5 separate regions of the Mus musculus genome follow, and all the other regions are linked to region 1. Evidence: chromatin loops called from intact Hi-C (ENCODE). Cell type or tissue: heart. All regions are shown on one strand. Region 1 has its middle 43 kb from the start of 4930441H08Rik. Region 2 holds the start of B130024G19Rik (RIKEN cDNA B130024G19 gene). Region 3 has its middle 120 kb from the start of Gm44689. Region 4 has its middle 8.4 kb from the start of Gm29683. Region 5 holds the start of Gm36633 (predicted gene, 36633).

Region 1 (5,000 bases):
GACAGCTGAAGTTGTACCTTACTTCCCAATGACATTAGTTTCATTCAGATGTGGTTTTATAAGTATGCAGACTGGACAAAACCCCTCTACATGTGAATTACTCTCAATTATAAACCAGGTGAAATTGGTGAATTGTCTCAGGCTGGCTGTTTTTTAATCTCTCAATTTCTTGAGAAAGGTTATATTCAAGTAAATAGAAAAAAAAAATAGATGAAACTTGGGAAGCAGTTTTAGGGACTACAGATAATTCTTATTAGATCAAAACCCTGGGATTTTTTGGTTGTCATTGCTGTTGCTTTGTTTTCTTCTTAGAGCTTTACAGAGACCATGTGGCCAGGTGAGGACGCAGACACAGAAGAGGCTCATCCGTGACAATGTTCAGTGAATTCAGAGCAAACAAACACAGGTTGTTAAGTGGTCCCTGGAATAAACAAAAGGGTATGCAATTTTCTTCCTTGAGAAGATATATATCTATTAGTGATCTTTCTCCAAACACTCAACACATTTGCCAGAGATCTGCTAGTGTACTAAGCCAATGTCTTATTCACATTATCAGTTTCTGGGAACAACGAACCCTTGCACACCAAGACTCTCTCCATCATATCCATGACATCTGTTGGATCCAACCTGAAATAGGCTGTCTCTGAAATACACAGCAAAAGCCTCTTTTATTTTTCTTCACTTCTCAGCAGCATGGTTCCCTGCACACACACACACACACACACACACACACACACACACACACACACACACACACACACAGAGTCCATATGCTCTAGGGAGGTCACAGTGGTCACCTCCAAGGACCGGTTCCCAAGGCTGTTCTCTGAAAACAGGATAAACTTGTGAACTCTTTAACTGACTGGAACGTTCATTAAAGTTTCCAGGGTTAAAGCCTGTAAAAGAAGAAGACACTGCACCACGCATGCAGTTTGATCAGAATTCCAAAATCTACATGCAGATGGAAATGGTCAGTGAGATCCACACTCGGTCCCTTTCTCTGCCCTCTGCACCCTCTCCTTCCCTCTGTACAATCTTACAGATCTTTGAGTGATTAGAGGCGCCCAGAAGAGAATGGCCAATGGTACTCTGTGGTTTCAATGTAGTCTGAAGATTAAACCCCTATGAAAATGATGTCTCTTCTCCACTCGCCTGCCCCCTCCCCTCTAGAAGCAGCTGCTTTTCACATTTAAATGTAGCAGGGGTAACAAGAGCCTCTTTTATCAGCTAGACCTATTCATAAGGCATTAAAATACATGCAGTTTCTTAATCCCTGGTGCAGCTCTAAGGGGCCTCAGCTTTGTGCTGAAATAGCACGTATCTTTTAAAAGTAACCGATGGAAATCATCTTCCCCACCAAACCAGTCTGTTAAAAGCAGCTCTCCCCAAGGTCTCCGCAGAGCACAAATGGAGTCCAGTCTTAGTGTGTGTCCAGCTTTCTTCTCCCCTGTAAAAGCGCTCCAGAAACAATGCCCAAGTTTGTTTATAAGCAGCCGCAGCCACTCAGCAAGATGTATCTTTCTTCTTTTATCCCACCCCCTGCCCCCAACATCCAGATCTCATACCCATCTTCAAGGCAGCGCAACTTGGCAATGTGCAGTGCCCCTTCTGGGAACAGCACTGCTACAGGAGCCAATCTGAACTTGCTGAGCAAGGTCACTTTCAGAGGCAGATCTTTCTGACCGCTCAGTCTTCAGGCACGGTGGGCACGGGTAAAAAAACAGGGTCAGGTAGAAAATCACTCGGATTCCTCCTTAATCCACGGGCCTCCGGAGCAGCTTAGGGAGGGACAGCAATGCCTTAGCCACCAAGAAAGCTGTCTTTTAGGCAGGTAGAAATCCACAGAACCTTGTGATATGTACATACACATAAATGTACATGTGATATATTCTACATGTATGGACATTTTTGTTTGCAACAGATAGCTCTGTTTCCTTAAATAAGCTTCTAAAAATAGCATAAGGCACAGTGTTAATACAAAGAACATATTTAAAATACATACATGCATACGCAAAACTGGTCTGAATTATACTTAATTCTTGTGGTTGTTTTTAACTCCCTAAATGTGCATCTTTCCCACATATTTAAATTAAGGCTGATTTTAAACCTCATTGTAACTCTCCCCCCAACACATATATATACACACATGTGTGTGAGAGTAATATATATATATATATATATATATATATATATGAATATTCTTAAATATTCCAACTTCCATCTAAACACATCTGGCTTTTTGGCTTTCTATTTTTCTATGTGGAGTCGGGCTTTCTAATCCTTGGCTTTATTGCTAATGAAAAAGAGAACATTGATTTTGATTTTCCGTGTTTATTTTTGATTAGAGACTTCTATGGAGGGGCATGGCAGTCTTCTCATAACCTGAGTTCTACCTTTGAAAAAAATATATATATATATATTTCTACTACCAAAATGTATATCTATAATGATGTTAGATTTTAAGTTCCTCCAACTGGTTTTCTATTGTGATCCAATCCATTCCAACTTTCCCCTCCTTCTCTAGCTTATCCCCTCTCTCTTTCATTTGAGGATAAAGTCTGATGAGTGCCCCTGCTTGCACCCACTATTCCTTTCCTTTATACAACATTAGAAGTCAAAGCAGGAGATCTGGCTCCCTTAGCACCCCCTCCTCATTATTAAACAAGGCCTCTGGGAATGAGACTCATCAGCTAGGAACAGGGGGGGACAAACACCTCCACCATCTCACTTCTTTCATGGGACATGTCCCTCTCACAAAGGTTGTAAGGTTTTTAATAAAAGGGAAAAAATCTTCAGGTAATTCTGAGTGCCCTTTAATACCATTAAAGGAAAACTTAATTCCAATCACTGAGATTTATTGAAAATCTTACCCTGGCCTCAGCAGTTGCGCTTGAACCATGGAACTTGACTGCCCTCTACTGGGCTTGAAGGGAATAGGTACAGGCTGGGAGAACCTGAAGAAGACGTTCCTGGGTTGTTTCATCAATAATCATAGGCATAAGCCTAGGAAATTTACACTAATATAGATGTTTCTCATATTCAAAACCAATGTGACTGTATGTAAACAATCTAACTTTCCTCATATCCCAGACTGTAATGCGGTGTGTGTGTGTGTGTATGTTTTCTTTGAAACAGTCATGTCAAATCCAGGTGAAGTAATGAAGTCATGTCAAATCCAGGTGAAGTAATGAAGCAAGCCGAAGTATGAACAAGCATTCATTTCTTCCACTTGGATATTAAGCTGAGTCATTTGCCATGGCTGTTATAGCCTTTTGGAGGAAATGTCTCCCTTTAGCCATACTTAGAGGAGAACATCTAAAACTTTTCTTAAATTGAAGTAAAAGAGCTAAAGGCTCGTGAGATAGCTCAGGGCCAAATGCATGCCTGACAACCAAGTTCCATTCCTGGGGCCTACAGGGTGGAAAGAGAACTACTACAGTTGCTTTCTGACCTTCACCTTTGCATGGTAGCACAAATCCCTACACACCAAACAATGCAATAGATGTAATTTGCAAGGAGATGAAAATCACCATATATGACATCATAATTAAAGGCACCCAGTTTATGCTCGTTGGGAGGAGCATTGGTGAGATGGATTTATATCTGTCCGTTCCTTGTATCTGTCAGTATCAAATGAAGTCATCTTCCGAATTGGTTCCATAAGCAAGAGCTTTGGACTTTCTCCGTCTTCATCATTTTCTGAGAAGTGGTATAAATGAATCCAGGATGATTGATAATTCTGGAGCGAGGATCATTAATGCCAACAGGAAAAAAAATTCACCCTCAATTATAATTGTGATACTACGTCAAACAGATAGAGGAAATCCTAATCCCGAGCTCTATTAAAATGCACTTATTTCAATTTCCAGTTGCTATGTATGTCCTATTAGCAGCCTGACATTTTGAGTAGTACACTAATTCATATGAATTGGGTTTTAAATGAAAGCTTTCAAGTCAAGCTCTATGGAACACTGAGTATAAGATAAGACCAGAATTAGCAAGGGAATGAGGTGTTACTTTCCCTACCAGCCTGCCTTCTTGTCTGAAGGAGCCAAACCCAACTGCTCCAACTTATGCGATGCTTTCATCTCGAGGACTTCACCCACAGGTGAAGCGCCTGTCCACTTCACCCCACTTTTCTTTGGAGGTCATTAGAAGCAGAGGCAGTTCTAAGTCTGCAGTTAACATATTAAATATCAGAGGGGAAATGGGAGCAGTGCTCGAAGGACCTCTCCTAGTGGGGCATTTTGGACAGGTCTATATTCTACAACATCATACAGAGTGGGCTAAGTGGATCTTTACCGAGGTTAGTAACAAGAGAGAAAGCGGCGTGGAGGGGGGTGGGGCGGCTCTGGTATTTCACTTAGCCACCACAGAGGTTGTGGGGACTAGAGCCCCTGGGACTCTGTATTCTAGTGAACGCCTCTCCACCGTAGGTCTTTCTGGATCCTAGGACCTCACACTTGACTCTGCAGGGAAAGCTTGCTGTGCACACACGGAATCAGGACGTGAACACGGCAAGTCTTCTGCAGAGGTGAGGTGCCTGACATATGCCGCATGAGTCCCTAACAGGGACTCTACCACTTAGGGATCTTATTAAAACCATTTTCCCAACTTCACCTTACTCATCTGTAAAATGAGGAACTTAGAAGCAACGTTTATGTTCCTAAAAACCAAAGGTGCATTTCTGCCGCTAGGTATAAACATACCTGAATCATTTTTAGATTCCACTAAATTCACTAAACTATACCACTAAATTAAGTCTTTAGCTCTCTCTGGGAGCAAACAACAATGAAATATGTGACAAGGAAATCAGAAGAGTTGGGATAACTTTTATATTTTCACCTTTCAGGTACGAGGTTGTATAGAGCAAATGTAAACCATAGATCTCCCTGGCTGTTCCTTTACATAATAAGTCTGAAATGGCTCGAAAGTCCCTTGTTTTCTTGGCTATTTTATTGTTGTTTTTGTGGTGTTGGTGGTGAGGGTGGTGGTGGTGG
Region 2 (5,000 bases), 1.5 Mb before region 1:
GATGCACATTTGTCAATGTACCCAGACAAAGACGTCCAAGACGACGCTTCTAGGTCATAGAACAGTTGAATATGGACTTCATTGTTCAAATTCTCTTTAAATACTCATATAGTCATTAAAACACACCCAGCGAGCCTGCTCCAAATGGCAATAATACCAGCATAACTCATAAGAGCCACAAACACGCCATAGTCTACCTCAGCCACTGCAGGAAAAACAAACAAACCCTACTGTCCGTGTCATTCATCTCAAGACGCTCAAACCAATGATATTGATGTATCTTTGACTTTGTGCCTCAGTTTTAACCATAAAGCATATATAGTTCTATAACCAACCTCCAGGACACATTATATTCTACTGACTAAACTTGCTGTTTGATTTAGACCCGCTAGTTGATTGTGAGAATTCCATAATTGTATGAGAAATTTGTTTTTAATAGGGAATACTTTGAACCAAGACAAAACTAAATCCATAAGTCAAACAGGTTTACCAACAATTAAATTATTTTTTTAACATAAAATTTGCTGAGCTACAAGAGGGAAAAGAAGACACCACAAAGAGTAAAACAACAACTTTAGGAAGCATCCTTGGTAGTGCAGAAATTTGGCAGTGTAAATTTTACTTTAGTAAAATGAACTGAACATACAGTTGACATGAGAAAACCACGCTTTCGGGGCAGTTTCTTTTGCACATAGAGACAGAGTGTGAGACAAGGAGGGCAGAAAGATATGGGCAGGCAGACGCTGACTTTTTGGCAAAGAGAAAAAAAAATCCTATTTAAGCTTCACCCTGAAATCTTTCTCAGCCTTCCCTTTCTCCACAGAACTCACATATTGCACTACAGCGGCAGGTGCTGTGATTATTTGAATGTTTTAAGAAATAACAAGCTATAGCAGGTACTAGCCTATCATAAACCTGGTGTGTAATAAGGTGGTCATAGAGTAAAGCTAGGCTGAGCACTTCTGGCTGATTAGAGACACCATATAACTTTCTCCTACAGAGAATAAGAAAGATAGAAAATAAGTCATTTCAGAGAATTGTGGGTCTTTAAAAAAAACTTCTCTGATTTAAGGAATTATTTGATACTGCAAATGTCAGATTAGAGGCAAGCTCAGCATATAGTGAGACTGAGGCTGACACAGGAAATTTAATAGGTAGCCCCATCTCGACTTAATAGATGAGCATAATTGATTATGGAGAAATGTTAATCTTGCCTCTCCAGTGCAGCCATTTCCATGTCAAGATTACTTTTTACACATACACACACACACACACACACACACACACACACACACGAAGAGGTGATTTTTGAGGAGAAGCTTCGTGTGTGTGTTCCTCATTTTTCAAGCTAAAGAAATTATAGACTTCAAATATATATATATATGTATATATATATATATATATATATATATATGTATATATGAATTGTAGAATTACAGCCAGCTAGGCACATAACTACCACAGAGTTAGAGGTGCTTCACTTTGTATTTTAGGACTCATTTAGCTATAGAAATGCTGTTTAGAAAGGGAAGGGAAAAAAATCACCACATGAATTGTAATTAATTTTACTGAGAGAATGAAGAGACAGGACAGCCGAATTGGGGATGGGGAGGAGCAAAAATATTTTTAAATGCCCTTCTTAAAGATGCTCAGCTGTCTTAACTCTAAGATTTAAAAGTCCTAAAATTAAAAGATACAACTCTATATGTTATTATTTTTAAAAACTCAGCCAAGCCCTTTACTGCAAATGTAAATCTATTTTAATGAGAATGGTGGCAAGCTTTATTTGACTGGTCAAAGTTAGGGGAAAACATTTGTCTTAATATGAAAAAAATATATATCCTCAGCTCCCAGGAATATGGTTTCCTTGCAGAAAGTGGTTGGCTAGTCTGTAATTCTTTACAGATTAAATCACAATATGAATACAGACCCCAGCAATTCCGAGTTTAACTCTGAGCTCAGTAGAATCCAGGATCCATTGAATTTCTCCTTTCCCTCAATCTAGTCGTGTGTGTTTTTCTCTTCCACCACACTGGAGCTCCGTGAATAGAGAAGGGGCTTCCATTGTGTCCCTCTGAACTTCCAAGTCAATGCAATTTTTAACCACTGGCTTGTGGTACTTTGAAAATCACCAGGGGCTGTCAGAGTTGGGTCCTCTGAAAAATTTACAGTGCTAAATCAGAGCATATGCTGGGAGGGAAAAAATTGCTTAAGATTGAAGTAAGTGCAGTATCTGTCTGCCCCCTAGTGTAAGAGTCCTTGCTGCCTAAAATCCAACTTTAAAAGAAAAGGAGCCCTTAAAGGGAAACGACTTGGGGCTCACGTAGGCATAGGAGAATGAAACTTCTGTACATTTTAATCTGAATAATTCTTCAGGATTGAAAATTATTTGGTTGTGGCTTGGTTGGACTGTGCTGGGATCTCGCTGCCTCTACGTTTCCGGAGTCTCTAGTGAAGAGATGATTTTTTTTTTTTTTGAAACTGGGTTTATGTGCGTCCCCCTCACCCCTCCTCTCTTTTTTCTTTCTGCCTCTGTCGTCTCTCTCGCTGGCTTTTTTTTTTTTTTTTTAATGAGGAACCGTTCCATGAACATTTTGCACAGAGCACAGAATTGCTTCTAAAGTCAGCCCGGCGCAGTTGCAATAGACAGCAAAAAGGTAAACGTTTGCCTGAAATCCGCACGCCAGCTTCACCACCCCGCCCGATGGTGAGTACCCTTCTCCTTGAGATTCTCCTAGCTTAACAGAGCGCTCTCCTTCCGGAACCGCGGCCGAGGGCGCCAGGCAAGGCTTTGGTCCCTGCCTGCCTGCCTGCTTGCCTGCCTGCATGTCAGCTGCACAAGGTTGCAAAATGAAGCGCAGAGGCAAATCGAACAGGAAATTCTGATACCCAAAGCCAGCCTAGCAGCCCCTTCGCTAGCAAACCTAGACAATCTGCTGCTTGGAAAACCAGGCATATAGGATTGGTTTTCAGTCAGTTCTATGGAAGGAAATGAGTTTGAGAAGACAGGACGAGGAGATGGGAGGCAACCGCAGTCTTTATGCTTCGGTTTAATCATATTTTGGCAGCTTTGCAATTGTATCCCCCCCTTCCACCTCTGCTACCACATACATGTAATAAAATATGGCAACGCACTGAATTGACTGCCCCCACCCTCCCCCAGACCCCTTCAACCACAGTCCGAGGCATTGCATACACGTTAGCAAAGCGATTTTCTGAAAAGCCCCAAGTCATCCCCAACCCCACACAGCACAAGGAGAAAAGTGAGAAAGAAGAGAAAGAGAAAAAAATACAGTAAGCAAACATACCAAAACCATATTTGCCTTGTTCAAGGTCCCAAACCGCTTGCATCTTCCTTCTAAACTGGAATAACTCTCCTTTAGTTTGGCGGGTGAAATAAATGCTTTGTTGGCCCCCTGAAAAGATGTGTCTTTGATAATTAAAGAGACTCTCCTCCTCGGTGTTTATCTAAGCGATTGTGCAAACTGATAAAAAAGTAGGCATTAGTCTGCAGGGAAAAAGAAAGGTGAAAGAAGAGATCTTCCACCTCAAGGAACTGCTTCCCTGTGTACCAGGCGCTCTCAGCCGTTGGAAAAGCCTGCACACTAACTTTAGAGAGAGAGAGACAGCTTCAGGGAGCTTTGTACATAGCTGCTGAGGAATGCAAGCCTCGCCTTTAAGAAAAAAAAACCCCAAACCGTAGGTAGGAGCTGTCTGGAGTGATCCTTGTCTCTCATCTGATGCCTTAGAAGGAAGAGTGCGTTGTTACACCTTGTTTGGGGCTGGAAAGAGGAGACTTTAAAAACACCCTTCCAATTGAAAAAAAAAAAAAAATCTCCCAACTTAATGAGTTTAGTCGGAGGCTGGAGCAACCCGGCTCAGTCTTAGCAGAAAACCGAAAACAACTATAGGCAATATTGCAAAGCAGGACAACCCCGAGGCACAGCCAAATTCCACCATTTGGGGTTGAGAGGGATGGAAGCTAATCCTAAAGCAAGTTGGGGGGGAAAAACCAGAGGGGGGGGGGAGCTGCAGCCTAAGACTGGCAGACACGGTCCTCTCACCCTGGATCAAAGATAGAACTTGAAACAGGAGGCCAACATTTTTTCCTAGGAATCAATTGGAATCCTCATTTTCTACTTTTAACTCAAGTCCCCCCTCCCCAATGATTTTTCTTCCTCTCCCCTGTGGATTAGTGCCTCCCTCCCCTTTCTACTGTCCATTCTAGAACTTTCCTGAAGAGGAAATCTATTTCTTTTGGGAGGAGGGGTTCCCCTATTTCATGCCTTTAAATAATGAATACTTAATTCACCCCTCCCCTTATCAATTCCCCCAAACGAGTAAAAGAAGCAGAGATACAATAACTGGCAAAACTTGAGAGCAGACTGAGCTGTCTCTTGCAGTTTAGTACAGTTTGAACTAATGGATTTTTGTTGTTGTTGTTGTTTTGTTTTGTTTTAAGAGGAGAAGAATGGGGAAACATGAATCTTTTATTTTAGGAAACTGTTATGGTAAGATGTATGTCAGACTTGACAAATGGAACGAACGCTCTTCACTGCTTCTTGTCCCTGTCTTAAACAGGAATTAAGTTAAACACAGTGCTGAATGTTAATTACATGTTTACTGGCTAATGAAAATTACAAATGGTTTTGCCACCTCAAACAATGATGAAACTCTGAAGACACTGTAATTATATACTTTGAGGGAAATAACTCAGAATATTGATCATAAGAAGTGTAAATCTTTTTTAAACTATTCATTAATACCATAAATATGGGCTACAGAAGTTTTTCCTTGCGGTTTGTCTCATCAGTTACAAAGAGTGGATAGCTGGTGGGACTCCTCCGAAGAGGAGGTGCACTCTGTCTCTTAGAAGGAGGCCACGTGTGTAATTCAGTAATGCCCCCTCCCTTCTGCCCCGCCCCCTTCATCCTAGTTGAAGGTCGAGGGATCTCCAACAGGGAGGCCGGGCTCTGGGCAGGTGAAGGTGATCTAAATCC
Region 3 (5,000 bases), 280 kb before region 1:
GAGCAATTCACTCCCCACTCCCTGGAGGAGGGGGTTCATCTGTCTTCATTTGATCTGTCACTGCTCTTCCTTGGTTACATAGCTTACAAGGCACAGGGTGCTCGGACCGGAGATAAAGTCTCAGAGCTCAGCTGGTGGCATAACTGCGTTTCAGTCTAGATGTGGGTCCATCTTCAACTCAAGGTGCCCTTAGTTATATTTGCATCGTTACAATCTATTCGTGTTAAGTGGATGCATGTGATCTTAGGCAAGGAAATGATTAGAACTTCATCATTTTGTCTATAGTGTTGGAAAAACAGCCCTGAATCAGGCAGAGGGAGTTTTCTTTCTTTCCCTGTCTGGATAATTGCTTCTCATTCTGAAATGCAAAATTTTAAAAAGTTTAAAGAAGCAAACAGCCAGATCAGGCCAAACTTAGCTACTGCAGAGACCTGTGGCCCAGGCATTTGGACACAGTTCATTCCATAGTGGTATGAAGGTTCCAATTCCAGTGTTGTTGTCACTTCCTCAGCTGTTTCTGGACACAGGCTTGGGATTTCATAGATGAGGACCAGCCAGTGTGACTCGCAAGACAAGGACTACTTATGGTAAGGCAAGGGAACACTGAAAGAAGATAAATGGTTCAATAAAAGCTATCCATAATCCTGAAGAGATAGTTTTTAAAAGAAGAAGAAAATGATCACATCTTGGTTCTGGAGATGGTCTTGACACTCAGCTACATCAACTGGTTCGTTTCTAGATGAAGGATTCTGGCCAACCATAAGTTGACATATGTTTATGACCTTTGGAGATGATTCTGGCTGGAAACCCAGTTGACCTCTGTGGCTTTCCCAGATGAAACAGTGAACTGTATTTCCTCCATTAGAAAACAGCAGCAGAGAGATAGTGCACAGGACACCAAAGCCAACTGAAAGTTGAGTCCTGTGCACGGAAGGCATGCTTCAAGGTTCTTTCATACGCCATAGCCTACCCATTCCTAAAATAAGTTCTGCATATACACCAACTCCCATTTACATTTACCCAGCCAGGGAAGACATTAAGGTAGCTGCCCCTACATCAAGAGCCCTATCTGGGACTTTCTTTGGCCACTTCTATACTCACTCTCCTTGTGTTCTCAGGATCTCCTTAATTTTAACTCTTATATTTATGATGTATGTTGGGTTTGCTCATTTTTATTAAAAAAGAATGATACTAAGACACCTTTCTTAGGTTAGAATTAAGACCTTTGGGCTCCTTGCCTTGAATTCGTTATGGAGCTATAAGAAATTATGAACTTCAGCCATGAAATGCCTGGAGCCAGCTTTTTCAAGTCACAGTCAAAGAATGGCCTCAGTGGGTATTTACTGTGCACTGTGTGTTGAGGTTCCATCTGACCCATCTTTCTGAGGGCTGAGAAAGTGTCCTTCAAGGTGGGCAGAGATATGGTGCTCTACTTTCTGCTATCATACGAATTTGGAGGAAGTGTGTTAGATAGAGATGACTACTACAACGCATTATATGTTTGCCTATGACTCTATTAAAACCTGGAAGGTGATGTGCCAATGATCTTTAGAGCTTGATATAGGTTGACATATTAGGTCACTTATGGAAGATTTCTGTCATTCCACACGCTACAAAACTTCCTTGAACAGCCGGTGAACAGTAAGATGAAGAAACAATAAAAGATGATGTCTTCCTTGCACAGTGTACTGAATGGATTAGAGATAGTGAATATGCCGTGCCCCGATGTTTCCCAGTGTGCACGCTCAACATGCAGGGTCATTCAGCATTATTCATAGTTCCAATCATGGTAGAACAGCCATGGAGCAGCAGCAACTACTTACCTTTCTCAACATGAGCTATATCCAACTCTTTATATCATGGGCTTATTGCTTAAGATAAACAATTCAACTCTCCTATGAAGTATTGGTGTAAAGAGGGCCACTCACTACCCAGAGCAGTGTAGGGGACACATTAGGACAGCTTATATACTTGGGAGAACTGTTGGAGTATGGGATAAAAAAAAAAATGAGTGACCAATTCCACCGGGCTTGCCTTAGTCATTTGAACAGCTCTTTTAGACTCAGAGAAAACCACCTGCAGCTGGGCTCTCATGCTGACTGTAGGGTCATGTGACTCTGGCACATAACTTTTCCTGAGCTCCCTATATCTCACTTCCTGTAAGTGCCTGTCCCTCATGCTTACTTTCAAGGACTTGGCCAATCTCCTTTTGTAAATAGAACAATGCTTTATATTTCGCTATTACTCTGGAGCGACTATATCAATAATGCAGGAAACGCATCTGTCCAGCACAATGAGATTATTTTTCTGATTTTGTTTGACAGTTATGGTAATAGTTTGGCAAACAATCTACTCCACCATCAATGGCCGCAGATTACAGCTGTTTTTTAAAAATCCCAGTGGCTCCTGGAAACTTGCAAGATTGATTGCACACAGAAGGAGGGATAGAAAGACATGCCATGTACCTTTAGGAAAGAAAGATTCTTAACTCTTTCTGTACAGAAAAGCCCCAGGGAATATTAGAGAAAGGACACTGGGTGATCTGTGGGACCATTTTAATAGGACAAAGTGAGAAACAGCAACACAGAGGTACCATTAGGGTAGTCATTGCCAGGTGTGGCAGAGGGCAGAGGAGCCTGAAATATTTAAGAGACACCTGAGGAGTTGTTGTATTTGCTTACAGGGGAGAAAACGGAAAGATATATTATTCTCTGTTGCATTTCAGGGCTGTTGTGTGGCAGCACTGGCTGGTCAGAGTAACACTGAACCAAACTGGAGACTTTCAGAACTTGCTGTATTAAACGAGCAGATGCGTGATGCACGCCATGTTTGTTTTTCAGAGATGGCAAAGAGGAGTTCATTTATGTTTTTCTTTTTTACACCAGAACTTCTGAAGTCTTAGCAAAGAGCACTTCTACTGAAATCTGCACCAGTTCTGAAATGGGCTTGATTTCAGCACACGTTTTTAGCCCTTGGGATTTCTTCTTTCCTTCTGTTTCCTATGAAGCAGAATGCTGACCTTCCTACCGTTCTGTGACCCTGGCCTTTGGCCAGCCATTGTTTTTCAGGAAACAGGAGACAGAATGGTGGCTGTTCAAGTCTCCCAAGGTGCAAGATTTCCTCCCCTCTAAGTTGCAAGGTGAAGCCACTTGGAAGAGCAGTTGTAGTGGGTGGGGGCAACCCGACTGCACGGGCGCCTCATGTTCAGGTGAGTTCATTTTTCTTGTGAACTCTTCACCTAGGCCCCAATTAGTATCCTATTAACCTCCTTAAATATGGAATTGCTAAGATCTTTGAATACTCCAAAATGGACTATTAGCCAGCCCATTTCCTGGCTCTGTCAGATGAAAATGCCAAAGTAGGTCATACAACAGAATTACCGTGATTAATTTCAGCTCTCTTACATGGGCCATGATGTCATTCAAGTTAACCGGGGGGATTCATACTCAATGCATCGTTTGAATGACTGATGGAATGTGAGTTTTCTAAAACGCCTTTCCAACTCTTAAGTTCCTGAAGATTTTCCTTTTTTAACATCACAAACATTTCAAACATGCTAAATTGATCAATTAGACAAATGGTGACTTACCTCCACTATAATTTGTAATGTGTGTGTTCTCTAAGGTCTAATGTGCGTGAAAGAGGTTTATTTTCCAAGTAACTACGATGGTAGATCAGGAGTTGTCAGCCTTATGAGCCATTCTTACTGGTAGTTGTGAGCTGGCTTTTAAATATGCCATGAAGACGCCACTTCTCCAGAGCCTACTCAGCATGGCATTGGCAATTATAAATGGCTTTGCTGAGGCTAAAATGCCCCAGCAAACGTCCCATTCTTTATCATATATTCCTTAAGGACCACCTTTAAAGAGTACTTAAGAGAAGCATTCTGTGTTTTCCCATCTCATATATCGAGGCAATCTCTTTACAATAGGCAGACTTAATTTGTTTTCCTGTGTGCAGCAGCTTTAGAGACTTATTAGCCATTTCAAATATTACACCACAATATGTCAAACAAATCTAAATTGTATCATCACACGTAAACCTATTTAGGTGCGTTCATTTTTTTTTTCTTCTTAAAATGAATCCTACAGCTAGTGTTAAAGACCATTTGTCTCCTATTATCTGCTCTTATATAGAAACTGTGAGCTCTCTGGATGCTGCAGTGATAGTACACAGTCAGGGTTGTGTCATCCTAACATTTGCAAAGAGCTGGTCATGCTCTGTTCTTGTATGATATGAACTGCCTCAATGAGTATTTGCTGTACCTAAAGTGAAGTAACACTTGGTGTAGAGGGTGGAGAAAATGGCTCCACAGAGAGGATGCATACATGCAAGATAAGGATGTAATTCAGACCCCTACTACCCAAATAAAATGCTAGTTGTAACTCCAGCACTCTGAGATAGAGATCAGATCCTCAGAGAAAGTTGGCTATCTAGACTTCCCTATATCACTGAGCTCCTGGCTCAAATGAGAGACCCTGCAAGAATGAATAAGGTAGAGGAAAAAACAAAAAAAACAAGGAAGGCCCAAGGAGTCAACCTTACCTGCACACACACACCTGCAAGCAGGATGTGTATGTACAATCACACCACACACAAAAAGAAAAGACGCTCTTGATTTTCTTACTTTCATTGTTTTGACTATGAAGCTGTTAAGTCATATCAGGTATTGATTGGGTATATATCTCAGTGGGAAGGCACTTATTTAGCATCTCCAAACTGGAGTTTGCTGCCTAGCACCACCCACACATAGAAACACACCCATACACAAACTTGAGTGCACATGCATGTGCGCACATGCAGGCACAGCTTGAGCCATATTATATTTTTATAATCAGAGTATCTTGCTGTAGTAACTGACCCTGTACATTGATTTTTTGGCAGTCTTACAGAGAAATATTTGAAAGCTTATCAAAAATCTCTTAAGTTCCAAAACTTTCATTTGTGGCATCAAGATTTCTTGAATATCTACTTAATTTAGCATAGGTAGTCAGCATGGT
Region 4 (5,000 bases), 1.5 Mb before region 1:
ACCAAACCTGTCTGTGTTCTAGCTCAGTGCCTTTTCCTGGATGGTGGGATGCACAAAGCCAAGGAAATTCCGAGTCACTTTATCCTTTCGGCTCTAGTCAGTCACCAAAGGATTCAGAGAACAGGCCCTCAGTGAAACCACGTAAGGAACAAAATGGATTTTTATGTCTAGGAGCACTACCACTGGGTCAGAGAATTTCTGCCTGGCCAGAGGAACTTAGTGGGTCCAGGTGGTGTTGGTAAAGAAGAGAGACAGCCGATGAAGAGAGAGGACAAAAACAAACAAACTGGAATACAACAGGAAATTCTTAAAAGTGGTTCTCTGTTTTACACACACACACACACACACACACGAGGGGGGATGGATTTTATTAAACAAATAAGCTAACAACCGAACATTTCTACTTCCATCACAGGCTAAGAGGCATTGGAATCTTGGACCTCGGACTGTCTTTACTACCTTGTTCATTCTCTCCCTCTCCCCTCCCTTTCTTCTCTGCGTTGTCACAAAACCCCAGAAGTTCCTGATGGGGAGGCAGTGACTCCTTATTGGAGGCGAGGAGGTCGTGTTTCCAAGTAGAGACATCAGCAAACCGCAATCTTAGTGACACTGACAGCGCAAAATTATGTTTAATGTTGGAAGGGGGAAAGGGGAAATATAAAATTAGCGCAGAGAAAATGTTTCCCAGACCTTCTAGCAATTAGGGCAGAAGTTTTTTTCATGGTCATATCAGTGGGGAGCCTACTGGAGCAGGGAGCCGTGACCTGCCAGGCTTGTGCCCTAGGTCTAAGCAAACGACCCACCTGTCACGGAGTCTTCACTTCCTGGGAAGAAAAGTGACACTTCTGAAGGCTATTAGGGGCACTCCACTCTGCCCAGACACTTCACCGGGTTCTGAACCTTTTTGGAAAGAAAGGGATATTCTAAACACCCCATGCTGGAGGAGGTGATAGTTTGGCTATCATTGGCTGGTGAAGGGGACAGAGGTGGAGATGGACTTTTTGTCCTAGACCCCACCCCTACAAGCGGGGGTGGGGGATGGGGGGAGCTGAGACCATGCTGAGGGGAAAGGTTTTAAAAATATATCAGCACCCCTCTTTCCAGAACTCTCTCTCTGCCTTTGCAGCCACTTATGGGCTATGGAGACCCCATAGGCTCCCCTCTTTGTCTTCTGGGCTAGATATTCACTCCTTTATTCTCACGAAGCAGGGAGGCCAAAAAAGAGTACCAATAGCCTAAGGGACTGCCCCAGAGACAGGCAGGGACATAAATGGTGACACTTTGACAGAAGCAGCAGTTTCTGCTCCATGTAAATGATTACTAATGAAATAGTGGGGTTTGTTTTGTTTTATTTTGTTTGAGAGAGAGATAGAGAGAAAGAAAGAAACAAGAGAGACCCCCCCCCTGCACTGGCTGTAAAGAATAAAATTTGCCTTTGTTGGGAAAACAGTGTACTTTGGTAGATATTAAGCCGTTTTCCTTCTTGGGTGTAAGGCTACAGGAGAAGAAAAAGAAAGTAATGAGTGAAAAAGTCACTTGTAAATAATACAATTAAAAAGTAAATTTATTAACAAAATCCTAAAACAAAGCTAAAAACAGGAGACAAGAAACTGTTGGGAAGGCAAGGAGGAAGTAGAAAAAAAAATCTGTGAGTATCACTGAAGAATTCAAAGGATAAACTGGAGGCAAGAGCAACTGCCATTCCTTCTGACATTCCTAACTAGCCTGCTTTCTTGTTAAAAGGAGGGGAGCAGCTAGCCCTGAAGGTTGTAGTTTTATACTTGTATTTTAGCAACAAGTATCAAAAGATCTAAACTAATTGATTGCCGAGTTCCTTGGCCCTCCTCCAAACAGCAATATAGATTTAATTGTATGTTGCTTAAAACTCCATTTCTTGAACAGTGTGAAACATGTAATAAAAGCCATACGCCGTATCGAAGATTTTCCCCCTCTGCAAAAGCATAAATACTCAACTGACACTTGGAAGGAAAAAACATAGCTAATACCCCTAATGGGTTAAATTGGGGGGGGGGAGATCTGAAAGGGGTAGCTACATAATAAAATTTAAACTGTTAATCCATTTTAACTCATTCAAAATAACCTGCGGTTGTGGGTGGTGTTTTACTCCGGAGGGGTCATGGCGAGGAGACCCCACACCATACACCTGACTTGTTCTGAAGCGTTCCATCAAAACCGCATTCCACTTAAGGAAAGTTCTGCCCTTTCTCGAACAGGACTAGAACAAATTTGAAAGTTGTATCCCAACTACGGGGCCAGGAGTTCTCTGGCCAAGAGCCGTGGGAAGGCATTCAGCCGCTCTTGCTCTCCTCCGGCTTCAGTCTCCATGCAGACGTTGCCGTTGCCGAGAGCTCTTTAACAGCGCTGCGACAGCCTCCTTCTGCCCCTCCCGGACAGGCCCTATTCGCCCCATTGTCCTCTGTTATCCGTGACCCATAGTGGCTGTCCCAGTCTAAAGCCAACCCAGGTGCCTCCTCCGGCAACAGCTTCACGAAGAAGGGAAGAGCCCCGGCGCCACGCCTGCGATTTGGTCCGGGATCAAGCGCTGCAGCCAAGTTCCTGGCCGCCAGAAAGCAGGAGGCTCCGCGCATCGCGGGCCATGCCCTGTCGCGGCCACGAGGGCTGGCTGCAGGCGGAGAGCTGTAAAAATCCACGTGAGCCGCCCCTCCTCCTGCTGCCCGCAGCGGCCCCTGACACTGCAGCATTGAAGCCAGTCCGGAGGTCCCCAAGGTCTCCAAGTGTGACAGTACTCGGCATAGCGGGTAGATGGCACAATTTTCTAACATTTAGAGAGAGGAACCCACGCTGGGAGCAATAAGTCCATTTAAAAGCCCTTTATTTAAGAGGAACAAAGATAACTGACAAGCGGAGTACAGAGACATCTCAATGAAATTTCCAAAGAAGAAAGAGAATTCAGAAGCCAACGCAAATGCGAACTGGGCTTGATGGAACAGGCCAGCACTAACCCCTCCTCGGAAAAAAGGGGGTGGGGGAGGAAGAGAAAAGACAAAAAGAAAAGAAAAGAAAAAGAATAAAAATATAGTAGTTCATGGGACCGTGGGTGTTAAAGATCACAACCCAAACCAATTTCTGAAAATCCATGGTCCAGAGAACTTTAAATGACCAGGTGGACAAGGCAGGGTCAGGTTGTGAGGAACAGGATCAGGTTAGAGGAAAAGGTCTAGAAGTTTTGCCCCACTCTTGAAGGCTACCTCTGGTTGGTCTTAGTGGGATTAAGGAGTGTGAGGTAAGGTGGATAGACATACTCGCCTCTCCGGAGGCCTGAAGACCAGAGGCATCTGTCCTAGAGCTGTGCCCTAACTCAGTCAGACAGCATCCCAGGCCTTGAGAATCTAGTCAAAGCCAGAACATTTAAGCTACACAATTGCAGACTCAGGAGCAATCGCTATCTCTGCCAAACCAAGAAGGATGCTGGAGCACTCAGTGATGTCACACTTCATTCTGCCCTTAGAACCTTTGCTCCCCACCTGTAAATCTGTAGGCCAGGTACCTACACACTCTCCAAGAGAGGAAGATCCAAGGCCTTTGACAGAGGAGGAGGGATTTAGACACCAGGAGATGGATGAGACCTCCCCTCTGGTCCTCCTGGGTCTGAGTTGGCCCCGACGACCCTGACCTGCCTGCCTAGCTTTGGGAAGGGACACAGCGGCTAACGCCCGCAGGGGGTCAAATGATTGTATTTGGGTGGGTGCTCGCCGACGTATTTGCTGAGTAAACCTCCCTCGCTGTGCTGAAGGCGAATCCCCGTTGATAAATCCATCATTACCGTTTGGATTCAGGGAGGCAGCCGCGCCACTAAATTCATCTTACATTTGTAGCGCTTTAATAGACATTTATTAAATGCTTTTAGAGAGAGGCATGGGGCGCGTGATTACATCCTAGTTATAGACAGAACATAAAGACCCACGTTAACACCCATTTGCAGGAAGGAAGGAAGAGGTGGGGAGGGGGGTGGTAAGGCAGAGGGATGAAGCGTGGAGAGATGGGGAGGGCGGGGGCCATCGAGCCTGGGCGTTATTAACAAGGCTTGCCTGACGAAGCTAGGCGCAAGGCGAGAGCCACGGGAAGTCTCAGGCTGTAGAGGGAAGCATCCGCCCCACTAGCAGGTCGGGGTTTCCCTTTCCTTGTCCCCATCAATTCCCGCATGGGGGTCTCCTATTCTCTCTGCCAGAGCACAAGGGATGCCCACGCTGCCTCCGACCCTCTCTTCACTTTCTATCAGATCTCTCCAGCTAAACTAGGAAGAAATAGGAGGGACTTACCGAACTTCAGAGGCCTAAGACCCTGTTTAGGACACCCTTTGCCTCACATCTCCCAATAAAATAAGTACAGAGCTAGGCCAGGCCTTTTGCAGTATAAGCAGATGTTTCTACCATCCAGCAGGGTATCCCCGCAGGCTTAGAGGGCTCTTAGACCTGGCAAGTTGGAAGGCAGGATTCCTTCTCTGTCCATCACCAAAACGAACTCTGGATACCCTCTATAAGCCTCGGACTCTCTTAACTGAGAGTTCTCTTAACTGAGAACTTGTCCTGGGCTAGCCCCCCCCCCCACACACACACTTCCACTCAGAATGCTGAGCCTGAAGGGGTGCCCAAGACATTATAGGGCCTAACGCTTTCTAGAGAGCCCTGTCCCTAACAGCTCAGTGCCTCTACTCCGACAGCCTTGTGATGGCTCTCAGCTTGTTCTCACTCCCTGGGGACACGCTGCCGACCCCATCCCCATCGTAGTGGACCGAACTCTCGGCCCTTCCTGGCTCCTGGTAAGGAGCACTTCCGCTATCTCAAAGTTGCCATAAGAAAATAAATACAAGTGACATTGTACTGGGCCAAAGCTCATTAGTTCGTTGTCCAGGCCTAATAAAGGAACAGAAGCGCAAATTATAGAGTTCAGCTTCAACACACGCTCTGTCACCCGAGATCAACGTACCGCGAGCCTGATTCCAATTGCTCCGAACTTGC
Region 5 (5,000 bases), 94 kb after region 1:
CACATATCTGCTCTATAGAAATGAGTTCAGTCAACTCCACTGGGAAGCATTCAAGGTCCATTTGCAAGATGGAGCACTCACATGGTAGTCACGTGGCCTCTGAGAAAGGAAGTCAGGTCTATTGGTTAAGAGAGTGTCACTGCAGTTCCTTGCCAAATGGCCTCTCCAAAATACCAATTTTTCCTCACAATGGTGGCTTGTTTCTAAATGCCCCTGTCCCAAGAAAAGTAGAAGTCTGATCTGTTTAGATTTGGGACTAAACAAACATTAATAGCTGTGAAATGAATCTTGTTTTCTAAACTTCACTGGGACCTCAAAGATCAACACTTAGAATATCACTGGATTTGAACTGGAGTCTTAGTAAAGAAAGTCAAGTTCAGATATAGCTGCAGGGTGGACTAAAATCCAGTACGACTGGTGTTGCTGTATAGACCGGCAGTAGACACTAACAGAGAGGTGAAGACCTTGAGGACATTACAAGGCTATATGAGAAGATACCACACTCATCCAGAGATGGAAATTGGAATGATACTAAACCCACTGGGGAGACATCGAAAAGATGATGACACACAGTCCTCATGATGAAGAAGAAACACTTGGATCGTATCTTGGAATGAGAAGATGACCTATTTGCAGTAAGTCCCCTGGTCAGTGGGATTTTGTTACCGAAGTCCTAGAAAACTGACGCAGGGTCACATCATTTTAATCAAATTGTCCCAGTGCCAGCCAAAACTGTAGGGGAATTTCAGGAGGAAGTTCCAAAGAAGTTTCTGGATATTATTGAGTCACCATTGACATGGGAAAAGGGTCTCTGGTTGATTTGCTGTCCTATTACAATACCCATACCTGAAGCATGAGGGGTGCATAAGAAATATTTACCAAAAGAAAATGAACAAAATTTCCTCTCCATTTAATTTTTAATCTGTTTATTTTAAAGCAATCCTTCTGTATTTCCTTCTAAAAAATTCTACTGAGAGAATACAGACAAAAGGATTCCTTTGTGATTAGTGACACGGGTTTCTTTTTTGCTTTCTAACTCTCAAGATTATGAAGAAATAACTGGCTGGCTGACCCCTGAAGACTCACCCACTGTTTCATGGAAGGAAACTGAGTTTGAGTGCAACTCTGGGGATTGAGAAATGATCAAAGAATCAACCACTAGTGTGCATCTGGCTCCTCTTCTTGATAATGTAGGAGGAGCTTTGACACATTAGTTTCAACTCTGTGCTGAATCCCATTGGGCTGGGACTTCTTCATGGTAAGGCTCAGAAGCAGACTTATTCTCCATAGTTTCTAGACTTATTTGAGTTCAAGGAAGATTAAGGAGGAAAGGAGAAAGATGGAAGAGAATCAGAGATATAGCTGATATTGATAAAGCTCCTAAAATACTATGTACTGGGTATTCTACATGTGGTGTGTGTGTGTGTGTGTGTGTGTGTGTGTGTGTGTGTGTGTGTGTGTGTGTTGCATTTGTGTATGTGCAGGTTTGTGGGTATGAGGTCGCATGCATGCCTAATAGAGGATGTGAAGGTTAGAGAGCAATAACCAAAGTTGGCCCTTGCCTCTCTACCTGCTTTGAGAGAGGGTCTCTTTATTTCCAATGTGAGTGACAGGTATTCTACCTACATTACCTTTTTTAAATCAGCACAAAATTATTGTTATTATCCCCCTCTTTTCTGCCAGAAGAAAATGAGTCCTATATGCAACACTACTAGAGAATGTTGAGATTACAATTTATGTTCAAGTTCATAGAATGGCAAAGTCCATTTTATTTGGGACTCCACTGAGCTGCCCAATCAAACCAGAACCTCTGGGTGACATCAAATAGTGCTGTGTTCATGTGTGATGTCCTGGTAGTGCAGCAGACAGGATGGCAAGCCTGTCACTCTTAAATTTTCATCTCTATTCGGGAACAGTCTGGCTGGCTGCCTCATTCTTCTAATTCAAAGGATAAATTTCTCCCAAAGTGCACAAAACCCCACAGCACAGTTTCACCAACACACACACACACACACACACACACACACACACACACACACACACACACTTCCCCACTCTATGCTAGTCCAGTTAAATATACTATTGGCACTTTCTTAATAACTGTGGTCTCCAGAGAAAACCATGTGAAATGTATCAGTTTCTATCTACAACTGACAAAGGCAGGAGGAAAAAAGCCGTGGGAGGCTGTTATCCCAGCGGCCTGCCACCCGCCCTTTCCTGGCCAGCGTTCCTTTCCTGGATAGTTCCGGCTTAAGAAATGTTATTCACTCTGCTCCTCCCTCTCCCCCACCACCACGCCCCCATCTCAGCTTGATACTTGAAGCCTCAAAGTCTAGAGGAAGAAGGAAGAGAAGAGGGAGGGATAGGGGATAGGAGGGCATCACTGATAAGAACAAAGACCCGTTGAACTCCGGAAGCTTGTGGAGCATGCTGGCCAGAGGCACAGGCTTCCAGCAACATGAAAAGATGAGTTAGGAGGAGGAGGATTCCGGGAACTTCCTCTCCTTGTGGCGTGGCCAGGTCATAATGGTGCTGTGATTACACTGCCAAGGCTCATTAAAACAATAAACAAACCACAAAGGCAGTTACTAAGAGCCCTCCTCTCCTACTTACTTGCTGAAAGGGAAGAGGAGTGGAGCCCTGTTTGCTGCCATTTACCAGACCAGCTCCTGTAATCTGGTAATACTGAGAATGATTTAAAAATTAAAAAAAAGGGGGGGGGGAGCAGAAAGCCCGTACATTCTGCTGTATTTTGCAGGATGATTGGGAAGGAAGGAGGGAAGGCAGCTAAGTATTCAAGGAAAAGTATTGTAGGTGGATCTTTCTGGATAATGAGAAGATCTTGAGTTGAACATAAAGTCTACACTCAGAGTACAATTTTCTTTGGGCTCTATAAAAAAGCCCTAAGGTATGCTACCATGAATGAATGACTGGCAACAGTTTCCAAATGTGTTCCTGGGTGGTACATGCATCTGAATTAGTGAAGGAGGGGAGATGGAGAGCTGAAGACAACCAATTGGCATGTCAACATTTCCCATTTCTCTGGCACCTTTCTTCATCATCTCAAATCTCAAACAGCTTTGTTTTAAGACAGAACCAAATAACTCTATAATTTCAACAATGAAACCTAGGGGGATTTGAACCTAAACAGTCTATTTCTCAAATATAGTCTGACTAAGCTATAGGTCAGTCCACCTTCCTTTTCAAGTATCATGTAAATATATCACAAAAACAAGAACAAACAACAAGACCTTCAAACTGGAAATCCCCAGTTGTTCCTAATTCAGAATCAGCCCACATCCAAAGGTTCGAACTTGTGCTTAATGACACACCCGCCATGAAGTTCTGGCCCCCTCATCTTTCTGGTCTTTGCCCTACCTGTCTCAAACGTTAACCATCATGTACCCAGTGGTCTTCTCATTATGCTCTGAACAAGAGTGTGGAGAGGAACAAAAGGGCACCTTCACCTCAAGCCCTCTTGTAAGTGATGTTTCAGTTCAAGACTTATGAAAGCATATTTGAGGATAAGAGGCTTTGTTCGAGAATGATCCCTGTTTTAACACTTATTAGCAAGAAAATATCAACGAATATAAATATCGAAGGAAGAAAGAATGAAAGAAAGAGAGGAAGGAAGGAAGGAAGGAGGAAGGAAGGGAGGAAGGAAAGAAAGAAGGAAGGAAAGAAGGAAGGAAGGAAGGAAAGGAAGGAAGGAAGGAAGGAAGGAAGGAAGGAAGGAAGGAAGGAAGGAAGGAAGGAAGGATCTTAGGCAGAAAGAAAGCTGGATGAAGTAAAACTGGTAAGAAAACTGTCATTAACTTCTTGCAAGAGTTAAGGAAGATGAAATCTAAAGGAGTCAGCAGACCAGGTAATGTAAAATGAAAGTAAAAAATGTGGCCATCGAAATTATGACCTCTAGTTGTCAAAATCTTTTAGTCCCACAAAGGCCTGGGTCACTTGAGTTGACAGCAATCTTCTTCTGTCTGGACTCTTTCCTATCCTATACCTGTACCCGTGGAAGAGATTTCTCACATACAGCTTTTCTGTGTGATGGCTTTAGTACAGGAATAGAAATTTCTGATGCCAACCTATGTGCGGCTGAAGAGGACTCCACGCACTCCGTAGATGCTGCTTCCTACAATATCTCTGTAAATTGTTTGTTGGCTGTTGTTGTCTTCACGTCACAGACTGAGACACTGAGATACAAATAGACAAAGGAAGTGTTGAATGGTCAGACAACTATTTAAGCATAGCATAGCAATGGGGTCCAGAGACAGTAAGAGAGGCTCTGGGACTCTCTGCTTGTAATAATTACATGGTGCCCCATCTCTTCTTATATCTTATCACAGTGAGAGTGAATGAGTCCTTATTTTTTTTTATATATATCAGCAGTTCCACTGTCTAACCCTGGCCCTAGTTCATTGCAATAGAAAGGAAATTCAGCTTACTGTCAACACATTGGTTTCAAAGTCCGCTTAGTCACTGTGGAGCAGCGCAACATTCAGTAAGTCATTTAATATTTCAAAACCTCTGTTTCCCAGCCAAAAAAATTGACAAAATTCTGAAAAGATTATGGCAATAATGCATCCCAAATGCCAAGCATCCAATGTGTGGTCGGTACTTAACTAACATGCTTTATTAATGCAGAGTGAAAACTGTAGGTAGCAGACATCAGATTTTATTGTGTATATACATATTGTCTTGATGCCTTGCAACTGAAGATCAGAAAGAAATCCAGATGCTTCCTTAGTTGTGGTCTGAATAAGCAAACACATAAATAATGCCTATGTAATATAAATAACTCGTTCCAAAAGAGCATGGAAAAAAAAGCCTATTTGGCTCTGCGTGTACCTAAAAACCTTCTAAGTAGAATAGCACATGTCCTTTGATGTTGTGGTGACATTTAAAGTCTCCTTTAATATAACAAGTGATCTCTACATCCCTGAGGCTGCCCTAGTTCAAGGCCAGGGTGCAGTGTGAGGCTGACTGGAAGGTACACAGCA

What was found. Peaks named below come from ENCODE experiments on the same cell type or tissue, not always from the same donor. Only the 100,000 strongest peaks of a DNase experiment are listed, where the experiment ranks them.
Region 2: a loop joins it to region 1, with 5 times the contacts of the local background. A loop is called at or near these places in 3 of 42 quality-filtered maps.
Region 3: it touches region 1 in a loop (4-fold over the local background); 8 of 42 quality-filtered maps call a loop at or near these places.
Region 4: a loop joins it to region 1, with 4 times the contacts of the local background. A loop is called at or near these places in 10 of 42 quality-filtered maps.
Region 5: it touches region 1 in a loop (2.8-fold over the local background); 5 of 42 quality-filtered maps call a loop at or near these places.

The regions. Positions count from the first base shown.
Region 1 is chr7:71,864,386-71,869,385 of GRCm38, forward strand. No RefSeq gene overlaps it. Among named protein-coding and RNA genes, the nearest start is that of 4930441H08Rik, 43 kb to the right of the region's middle. In heart, a CTCF peak has its summit at 2,924 (motif pointing left); no DNase peak of the experiment used is centred here.
Region 2 is chr7:70,362,785-70,367,784 of GRCm38, forward strand. B130024G19Rik (RIKEN cDNA B130024G19 gene) reads left to right here and starts at 2,599. Exons shown (of 11, transcript NR_045850.1): 1 at 2,599-2,707. It also overlaps a transcript of Nr2f2 not described here. In heart, a CTCF peak has its summit at 2,243 (motif pointing left); DNase peaks (open chromatin) are centred at 2,237 and 2,777; H3K4me3 peaks cover 4,381 bases; H3K27ac peaks cover 3,992 bases; H3K27me3 peaks cover 1,836 bases.
Region 3 is chr7:71,584,780-71,589,779 of GRCm38, forward strand. No RefSeq gene overlaps it. Among named protein-coding and RNA genes, the nearest start is that of Gm44689, 120 kb to the right of the region's middle. In heart, no CTCF peak of the experiment used is centred here; a DNase peak (open chromatin) is centred at 3,062.
Region 4 is chr7:70,343,703-70,348,702 of GRCm38, forward strand. No RefSeq gene overlaps it. Among named protein-coding and RNA genes, the nearest start is that of Gm29683, 8.4 kb to the left of the region's middle. In heart, a CTCF peak has its summit at 2,760; DNase peaks (open chromatin) are centred at 2,619, 4,009 and 4,719; H3K4me3 peaks cover 1,882 bases; H3K27ac peaks cover 2,026 bases; H3K27me3 peaks cover 3,899 bases.
Region 5 is chr7:71,958,578-71,963,577 of GRCm38, forward strand. Gm36633 (predicted gene, 36633) reads right to left here and starts at 3,441. Exons shown (of 5, transcript NR_126483.1): 1 at 3,379-3,441; 2 at 1-99. It overlaps 1700011C11Rik (RIKEN cDNA 1700011C11 gene), which reads left to right and starts at 2,598. Exons shown (of 3, transcript NR_126462.1): 1 at 2,598-2,679. In heart, no CTCF peak of the experiment used is centred here; a DNase peak (open chromatin) is centred at 2,264; H3K4me3 peaks cover 694 bases; H3K27ac peaks cover 1,319 bases.